2 separate regions of the Homo sapiens genome follow, and region 2 is linked to region 1. The links are chromatin contacts, found by POLR2A ChIA-PET in ENCODE. All regions are on one chromosome and are shown on one strand. Each heading gives the region's core, a stretch centred on a gene start or an enhancer-like site at or near the end of the contact. The rest is flanking DNA. Distances are from core to core; before and after follow the strand shown. Region 1 holds the start of PER2 (period circadian regulator 2). Region 2 overlaps TRAF3IP1 (TRAF3 interacting protein 1).

Region 1 (4,669 bases), core at 312-2,811:
TTGGTATTTGCCCTGGTTTGCATCTGAGAAGTTGCACACACACCTTGTCAAGTAGAAGAGAAGGAGTTATCACACTCAGGAATTCCTGATGTGGGTTCATAACTTTTCCTTCTGTCCCATCCCTGGTCCCCAGGTGAGTCCAGGTAAAGAAGAACAAGAAGAGTAAAGAGAGATGCTGCGGGCTCCAGCTTCTTGGACAGTCTCGCCTTCCCCATGAGAGCCTACACATTCAGAGCCTGCTGCGTGGGAGCCTGAAAGCTCCTTCCTGTCCTGTAAGTCTCAGGCTTCTACCCAGACCCGGGGAAATTGTACTCTTTCTCCTGACACTTTAAATGGAAGTTTAGAGGCTCCACATGCCCCACACAATGCTTACCGAAACAAGGTGATGCAGGGTCCCGCGCTGTCTCCCAGGACAACCTCCTACCCCTGGCTCCTGCGTCTCTACGGCTTGCACCGTTGTAAGGCGTCCCTTTCTCAGGGCCCATCTTACCCGCCTTGGAAGTGCTGCCTTTCTCACGGAGCCTGTGGGGATAGCTCTGGTTAATTTATAGCCCACATCGCCCAATTTAGCATTTGATTAAGTTTCCTTTTTATGAGATAGTCCTTTCTCCCTAGTGATGCGCTTGGGGGCAGGGACAACATCATTTCTTTCTTTTGTACCTCCCCAGAGTAACAATGACTCTATTTCCTGAACCAAAAATTGCAACACGTGGTCTCAAAAATAAGAAAGGTCACTTGGTAGCTGCCGGGACAAGTGTCGACCACAGGCACCTCAGAGGCCCGGGTGGGCGTGCCCCCGGAGCTGCTGCAGGGCGGTGCTGCCACCTTCTCCTGGGCTGCTCCGGGGCCCCGCGATGAATGAGTGAGTGAATGAGTAAATGAATGAATGTGAATGCGTGAATGAAGCATGCCGCGCGGACTTTCCCGCGGCCCTGGCCGCTGGGGGCGCGCCTCTGGCCGGTGGCCGGAGGTGGAGGTCTCCCTCGTCCGGCTTCGGCGCGCCGGGTCTGCCAGGCCGGCCGGAGGTGCGCAGGAGCCCCGCGCCCAGCTCCCCCGCCCGCAATGGTACGCGCCACTCCGCGCTCCCCGAGCTGGCGGGCTTGAGGGCGTAGTGAATGGAAGGCGCCGACGCCGGAAGTGGATGAGACCACTAGGGAGGACGACGGGTAGCACGAACGCGCCGCGTCTCCATTGAGGAACCGACGAGGTGAACATGGAGTTCCATGTGCGTCTTATGTAAAAAGAGCGACGGGCGCGGCCACCAATGGGCGCGCGGCGTTCGTAGGCCCCGCCCCTCATGTATGCAGATGAGACGGAGTCGCGGCCAATGGCGGAGGCCGGGGGCGGGCGCGGCGCGCGCGGTCACGTTTTCCACTATGTGACAGCGGCGACTCGGCCGCGGCGGAGGCGGCGGCGCTGAGGGGATACGTGCAGCTGTGGGCGGCGGCGGCGGGCGCGGGGCCGGGCGGACAGAGCCGCGAGTCGGCGGAGGGACCGGCGGACGGGCTGACGCGGGCGCGGCCGGCGGTAAGTGGCGCGGCGCGGCCCCGCTGCGGCTTACGTAACCGCCGCCGGCGCGCGGGCCTCGGGCAGGTCGGGGTCCCAGCGCCGGCTCGGGCAGCGGAGGCGCCGCCGGAAGTTCCTTGGGCTGCTGGACTCCTCGGCTTGAAACGGCGCCGGCGTGGGGGCGTGTGCCCTTGGCCCTGTCCCAGGTGGAGAGTGGTCGAGCCGCGCGCAGGGTGCGCTCGTTTGAACTGCGGTGACACCGAGGGTTGGGGACTCGAACCCCCGCTTCGCAGCTCAGGAGCCTGAGGTCCGAAAGGTGAGGCAGCGTGTGTAGGGCACCGAGCTACCGAGTGACTGCGCGCGGGCTGCGGTTCCGTGGGCGATTCTCTTTTGGGAACCCTCCCTCCCCTCGCATGGGGAAGGCCAAGGAAACCAAGGGTCAGCGCAGCCGGCCCTGGGATCTGGAGGACCCTCGGGGAGCTGACTGCCTCTTCTGAGGCCACAGGGCTAAGTCCTGGGCTGGGGAAGGGCCATGGAGGGGCGCTGATCTAGGAGCTTTTCCTGGACACCCACGGGTCTCCTGGAATGGGTGATCAGAGGGACAAGGAAGTCCCGGTGCCAAGCCAGGCCTGGGAACCTGAGGGCGGGGAGACCCTCTAATGTTCGCCCCTTTGCCTCCCCTGGACCACCCTGTATTAATTCCCTTTCCCCGGACTGGATAGAAGGGAATGGGGGTGTCCACTCTTTGGTGCAGCAGTCGCGCCTACCTTCTGGGATGTACTTTGGCTGCCAAGTCCCAGACATAGACCAGGGGGTGGGAGGTGGCCTGCTTCCCCCTTCAGGAAGGCCAGGGTAAGGGATGACGAGTTGGTTGCCAGGGTTTCTGTAACCTACACAGAAGGAACCCGTTTGGAAAGCTGATTCATACAGAACAACAGAGCCAGAAGGCACCCTGAAAATCACCCAGAGTAACCCCTCAGCCTGACAGATGAGCAAACTGAGGCCCAGGCCCAGGCTGTCTGCAGGATCTTCCCATCGTCCTGGGGCAGGATGAGCTTCAGAGGTTCAGTGATGGCCTCCACTTGCGTGCTGAATCCTGGGTGGGCTGGAATTTGGGAGGAAGGGCCTTAAGTCCGGGAAATGTGTTAAGAACCCCACACGGTGGCTAAAGCCCCACATGGACGCCTCTCACCTGTATATGGCACAGCAGGACTGCTAGACTTCTTGGCCCACCCTCTACCCCCACCTGGGGCTTCTGGTCCCAGGCTGGGTGTGCCTGAGAAGAAAACAGGACTCTACCTGAAGGCTTTATTTGGAAATTGAGTTTTAAAATACAAGGTGAATTGATTTTTGTGTGCTATATGACTATAATGAAGAAAGGGACTCCGTTTTTTTTGAGTGGAAGCTGTGTGGTGTGCCAGCGCGGGGATGGCACCGTGGGTGTTTGCAGTTATCTGTCACTGTCGCCTTGGTATGATTCATTGGTACAGAACTAACGCAGCCCTGGCTTTCTGTGGAGACTGGAGTGCCAGGTGGGAAGGGGGAGCCCTGTGTCAGCCAGCTGGCTGCTGCTGGCTCCCAGTCTGGGCCTCAGTTTCCTTGTTTGTTTGGAGGGGCTCAGATTGGGCAGTCTCAGAGGTCTACTTTAATTCCCAGGTTTTTGGTTTTCTGTTACCCTACAGATGATTTTTCCCAGGTTTCTCGCAGGAGACAGAGGCTTCTGATATGCTCTTGCCTTTGGGCCAAGTAATGTTCTCCTGTGAGCCACGTCTGCAGTGCTTACAAGGAAAAAGGAAAGATTCCTCTCCTGTGCACTACTTCTCGTACCCACTGAACTTTCTCAAAAATACTGGTAGTCACACTGCTGTTTTTAAGCGATGATGTAACTTCACCAGGACTCGGCAAACCACGGCTCTGTCAGGTCATTGAACAGCTGGCAGGGCCACTTGGCGTTTAGTCAGAAGAAAGACAGGCTCTGGGTGTGCTTTTACCTTTTGAAAACTACTCTGTTTGGCAGAGGGAGCCAGAAACACACAATTCCATAAGCTTGGCAGAGACTGTCGCCACACTTCTGGAAAGCTGGCCCACCTTGGGAACCAAGGGAGAATTAGTCTAGAGGGGGCCTCTGATGGACCCCTCCCCCAGCCCACGCACTCCCCCCTAGGGACCAGGCCCTCCTTTCAACTCATTATGCTCATCGTGTACACATTTGTAACAAGTTTGTTACCATATCTCCAAGTCTAGAGCAAATTAGAAGCAGTAAATGAATAGCAGTGACTGGTGACAGGAGTCAAGGCCACTTGGTTTTCAGAGACTGGTAGTTCCCAAGACAGAGTGAGCTGCCGTGCTGAACCCTCACCGGCCTCGAAGGGTTCCTCGTGCTCTTCCTGGGGTGACATAGAGGAATCAGAATCCACTCTTTAAGAAACCAGGTACAGGAGGAGCAGATGCCTGAGCTTCCTGCAATTCGGAGTAGCTCAGTCCCTGACCACCGGGGAGCTAGGAGGCTGACACTTTTGCCTTTATTTGCTTTAAAGTCTTGTAGTTCTAAAAATGTAGGGATTTAAAAGTCTGAATTGAGATCATTGAAGGTGTCCTAGTGAGGCCAAGACAATGCCTCCCCGGTGCACCTCCTTCCCTCCATATTTGGATGGCTGCGGTCACATTTTCCTCAGTTACCCAACCGTTGCCATGGAGAGTGCGGCTGTTTATTTAGCAGGACAAACATTTTCTCAGGATTACAGCAGGCTGGCCTCAGGGAGTTGGCTCCTACCAGGAAGTAGAAAACATGTTAGAATATTTGGGGTTGTAAAATCCTGCAGGGCTTGCAGAGACAGTACATGCTGTATGAGCCCTATTATGTAAAGTTCGAAAACAGGCAGAATTCACTAGGCTGCAAGAAGCCAAGCTAGTGAGTCCCCGCGGGGTAGATGGTGGCTGGGAGGGCCACCAGGAGCCTCTGGGGGGCTGGCACTGTCCTGCCTCTGGTGACATGTGACATGGCATGTTGTTTGTGGATATACATCAAGCTGTGACCTCATGAGGTGGGACTCCTCTGGTGATTGAACACTGATTTCTGATTTCCACAAAAAATGCTTTTCCGCCTTAGGTTTGCAGGTATTGAGTACAGTAAGACTTTACCAGTCCTGGCAGTGGCAGTGGA
Region 2 (4,368 bases), core at 1,377-3,876, 100 kb before region 1:
GGGCGAGGTTGCAGTGAGCCGAGATCACGCCATTGCACTCCAGCCTGGGCAACAAGAGCAAAACTCCGTCTCAAGAAAAAAAAAAAAGGAACAGACTGCTAATCCATGGAACAAACTGGATGGCCCTCAGAGGATTAGGAATAAGAAAAGTGAATCCCAAGAGGTTACATGCTGTAGGATTCCTTTTACACAAGATTCTGGAAAGACAAAGTTACAGAAATGGAGAACTGATGGTGGTAGCTGGGGGTGAAGGAAGAGTTCGAGGTGGGGGAAGAGGGTGTGGCTATAAAAAGGCAACAAGAGGGATCTTTGAGGTGATACAAATGTTCTGGATCCTGTTTCATTGTCAATATCCTGGTTGACAATGTACTATGGTTCTGTAAGATGTTATCACTGGGGGAAAGTGGGCAAAAGGCATACAGTATATCTCTATTATTTCTTTTTCTACTATTTTTTCTTTACAGGGTTTCACTGTGTTGCCCAGGCTGAACGCAAACTCCTGGGCTCAAGCGATTCTCCTGCCTCAGCCTGCCAAAGTAGCTGGGGCTACAGGCACGTGCCACCACACCTGGGCGTCTATTATTTCTTATAACTGGATATGAATCTATGGTTATATCAAACGTTTAATTTCTAAAAGGCTATATAAAATGCCTTTAAATTAAGACGCTAAATGACTGAAATGAATTCAATAAAATAAGCTACTTCCCAAGAGAAAAATATATTGTCTTTATTATACACAAATTAGTAAATGTCTCATTGACTTAGTTAAGAAATTCAAACTTCTATTAAAACCCATTCATAATGACTATCAAGTAATTCCTGTGCATTTGGCATCGTGTTAACTCTAATATAAAAATGTTTAGGGCATGGACCTTAAGGTAGGAGACTAATATAAACAAATATCTTACAAAATTGGAGAGTTACAATGTAGAAAAAGACACTAAGAGGTAATCTGGCCAAACTCCTCATATTTCTATTGCACAGGACCAAGCAGAATTTGGAACACTAATCTTAAAGCTTATAATTTATGTTTAAGAGATTAAGACTTTAAAATAAGTACACTTGGGCTGGGATTGTGATAGTCAGGACAGGTTTTATTATTAGCATAAAGGCACTGGAATACATTGCTGCAAAACACCAACACTCTGGCAATTTTCAAGCTTTCATTTAACACAGCAGGGGCAGCGTGAACGCATCAAGCCGTGATTATTTGCTTTAAAAAGCACACCTCTCTGATGACAGACCTCGAGTTATATGTTGCTCATGTAGATATATCAACAATTTTCCAGATAAAAACAACCTTGTTTTTAAAGACTTTTAATCCAATAGTAGTTTGAGGATCTATTACCCCCACACAGGAATTAGATGACTGCCCCTGCTGTGTTAATTATTGAAAATCTGTCATGGCTGGGTGTGTTGGCTCATGCCGGTAATCCCAGCAATTTGGGAGGCTGAGGTGGGCAGATCACTTGAGGCCAGAAATTTGAGACCAGCCTGGCCAACATGGTGAAACCCTGCCTCTACAAAAAAAATACAAAAATTACCAAGGCGTGGTGGTGCACACCTGTAGTCCCAGCTCCTCAGGAGGCTAAGCAGGGAGGATTGCCTGAGCCCAGGAGGAGAAGGTTGCAGTGAGCCAAGACTGTGCCACTGTACTCCAGCCTGGGCAACAGAGCGAAACCCTTTTTTCTCAAAAAAGAAAAAAGAAAAGAAAAGGAAAGGAAATCTGTCATTACACAAAATATGACCTAAAACCACCTAGACCATAGGAGGATTCGGGGGCAGCAGGACCCGCAGTCAGTGCCTTGTGGTTCCAGGGGCTGGTACAACCCAGCCTCACCACCTCCTAACTTTATGACCTTGGAATGACCTCTCTGTACCTCAGCTTCCTCACAAGAAAATGGAAATAATAATATTTATCCTTCAGGTAACATTAAATGGGATAATATAAAGTAAGCAGTTCAGTGCCTCACACATAGTAAACCCTCAAGTAGATGTTAACCATTATCGTAAATTTATTCCCCAGAAAGAAGCAAGTTGCAAGTGCCCCCAGGACAAGGCATGGGTGCTTTTTCCTGTGCACTGATACAGTTATTTTACCTCCTGTCAACTTGTTGGCTATGAAACATTCTTAGCCAGGCATGTTTGGAATACTTTAGCGCACAGTGAAAAAAGTATTTATAGATATTATCAGCACCACCTAACAAGCTGTCATGTCCAGGCAAGTTCTTTCATTAAAATGTAATTTACCTTCCTCATCGACACACTTCCTTCTCCATCTCCATTTTAAGAATATAAATAACCCACAGCTATGAAATTCATCTCAAAGCTCTTTTCTCCGCTGAAAGGTTGGTGATCCTGAGCTCAGAGGAAGTCTGCTGTGAACATCGCAGAACCACCCACGGCACCTTTTTGTGGCACCCTCACCATGGATCCAGTGTCTAAAGGCAGTTTCTCCAAGTTAGGCAAACAGAGAGGTGGCAGCCCACGTGTGTTTCAAGGGGACACAAAGTCACCCCTCTTGTCCCCTCCTGCCTCCTACCTGGCTGGCCTCCCTTTTCCTGCGGGCTAAAGACTGTTTACTCAGCTGCCTTCTGGCAGGAAGGCCTCTGGCAAGGCAGCTCAGCGTTGGGCCACTTCATGTGCTCACGTGCGCACACACTTTTCAGAAAATGCTTCCAAGATTTCTCAAGCGAACAGTTATTTCTGGGACTATTTTATTTGCATTTTACCACACACACACTTGTCCTCAGAAACATGGGCATTTGCACTTCTAGTGATTTTTAAATTTATAGTTATTGATTATAAGTCATATAAATACACATTATTGACCTTAGAGATTTATTTGAATTTCAACTGCAATCCTTCAAGAGAATTATTACTATTATTATTATTATTATTATTATTATTATTTGAGATGGAGTCTCACTCTGTCACCCAGGCTGGAGTACAGTGGTGCAATCTCAGCTCATTGCAACCTCCACCTCCCAGGTTCAAGAGATTCTTCTGCCTCAGCCTCCCAAGTAGTTGAGATTACAGGTGCCTGCTACCACATCTGGCTAATTTCTGTATTTTTAGTAGAGATGGGGTTTCACCATGTTGGTCAGGCTGGTCTTGAACTCCTGACCTCAAGTGATCTACCCACCTTGGCCTCCCAAAGTGCTGGGATTACAGATGTGAGCCACTGCACCCGGCCAAAAGTATTATTTTTAAAATATCTTAAAATAAAATTTAAAAAATGAAGATGGAAATAATAGACACTGAGTACTCCAAAATGCGGGAGGGTTGGGAGGGGGAGGGTTGAAAAATTACCCACTGGGTGCAACATTCACTACTGGGTGATGGGTACACGAGAAGCCAAGTCCCTACCCATTAACAAGCATGCCCATGTACCCCCAAATCTAAAACAAAATAAAATGTAAAAAAAAATGTCTCAGAAGTCTGGTCTTTAATGCTGCCAGAAGTCCCTCTCGGAAGCAGGATCCAGGGCACATGGGAATGGAGGCCTCTGACCGCTGCCCTGCCCCGCTGCTGGATGTGACTGCTCAGCCACACTCCTGAGCAGAGCTCTACCCGACATTAAGCAAACCCAATAAACAAAAGCCTGATTAATTGTAGGGTGGGGAGGTGGGCAATAAATCAAAAGAGTATGTATTTGCTTCAAATAACATACTCTCTCATGACCTCAGGAATTGATTTATATGCAACCTGTCAAAAGTTTGTTTTCTAGGCTGGGCGCAGTGGCTCACGCTGTAATGCCAGCACTTTGGAAGGCCAAGGCGGGCAGATGGCTTGAGCCCAGGAGTTTGAAACCAGCCTGGACAACGTGGTGAAACTCCATCTCTATAAAAAATTATCCAGGCATAGTGGTGCATGTTTGTGGTCCTGGCTACCTAGGAGGCTGAGGTGGGAAGATTGCTTGAGCCCAGGATGCAGAGGTTACAGTGAGCCAAGATGATGCCCTTGAGCCCAGGAGGTCGAGGATGTAGTGAGCTGAGATCACGCCATTGCACTCCAGCCTGGGCAACAGAGCAGGACTCTGTCTCAAAAAAAAAAAAAAAAAAAAAAGTTGTGTTCTTCATAAACAGAGGAATACCTGCATTCAATTTACAAAAGAAAAGCACAGAATGACTGAATAATTATTCTAAGTGTCCTGTTCATCCAGAAATATTCCATCACCAAACTTCTTCATAAACCATATGTTCATCTCGAATGTAGGTCAAGTTGGATCCCTTGAACACACAAGCAAAACAGCCTGCAAACACATCCTTTTTTTTTTTTTTTTTTGAGACAGGGTCTCCCTCTGTCCCTCAGGCTGGAGTGCAGTGGCGCGATCTCAGCTCACTGCAACTTCCGCCTCCCCAGTTC

Evidence for each region. ChIA-PET counts read pairs that join two places held with the same protein, here RNA polymerase II (POLR2A).
Region 2: POLR2A ChIA-PET joins it to region 1 with 13 read pairs in MCF 10A. The contact joins the enhancer-like site here to the promoter of PER2 in region 1. POLR2A ChIA-PET finds 5 or more read pairs at or near these places in 3 of 52 experiments (MCF 10A, activated T-cell and common myeloid progenitor, CD34-positive).

What each region holds. Positions count from the first base shown.
Region 1 is chr2:238,285,502-238,290,170 of GRCh38, reverse strand. It overlaps PER2 (period circadian regulator 2), which reads left to right and starts at 1,561. Exons shown (of 23, transcript NM_022817.3): 1 at 1,561-1,822. It overlaps LOC112268433 (a long non-coding RNA gene), which reads right to left and starts at 2,302. Exons shown (of 3, transcript XR_002959458.2): 1 at 2,274-2,302. RefSeq lists enhancers at 1-47, 1,122-2,016, 2,101-2,623 and silencers at 814-1,083, 1,424-1,573.
Region 2 is chr2:238,388,294-238,392,661 of GRCh38, reverse strand. The region is part of intron 15 of TRAF3IP1 (TRAF3 interacting protein 1); the gene reads right to left. Among named protein-coding and RNA genes, the nearest start is that of ASB1, 36 kb to the left of the region's middle. Within about 2 kb of position 2,626, at least 13 of the 41 ENCODE cell types and tissues checked have a DNase peak (open chromatin) inside an H3K27ac peak, as active enhancers do.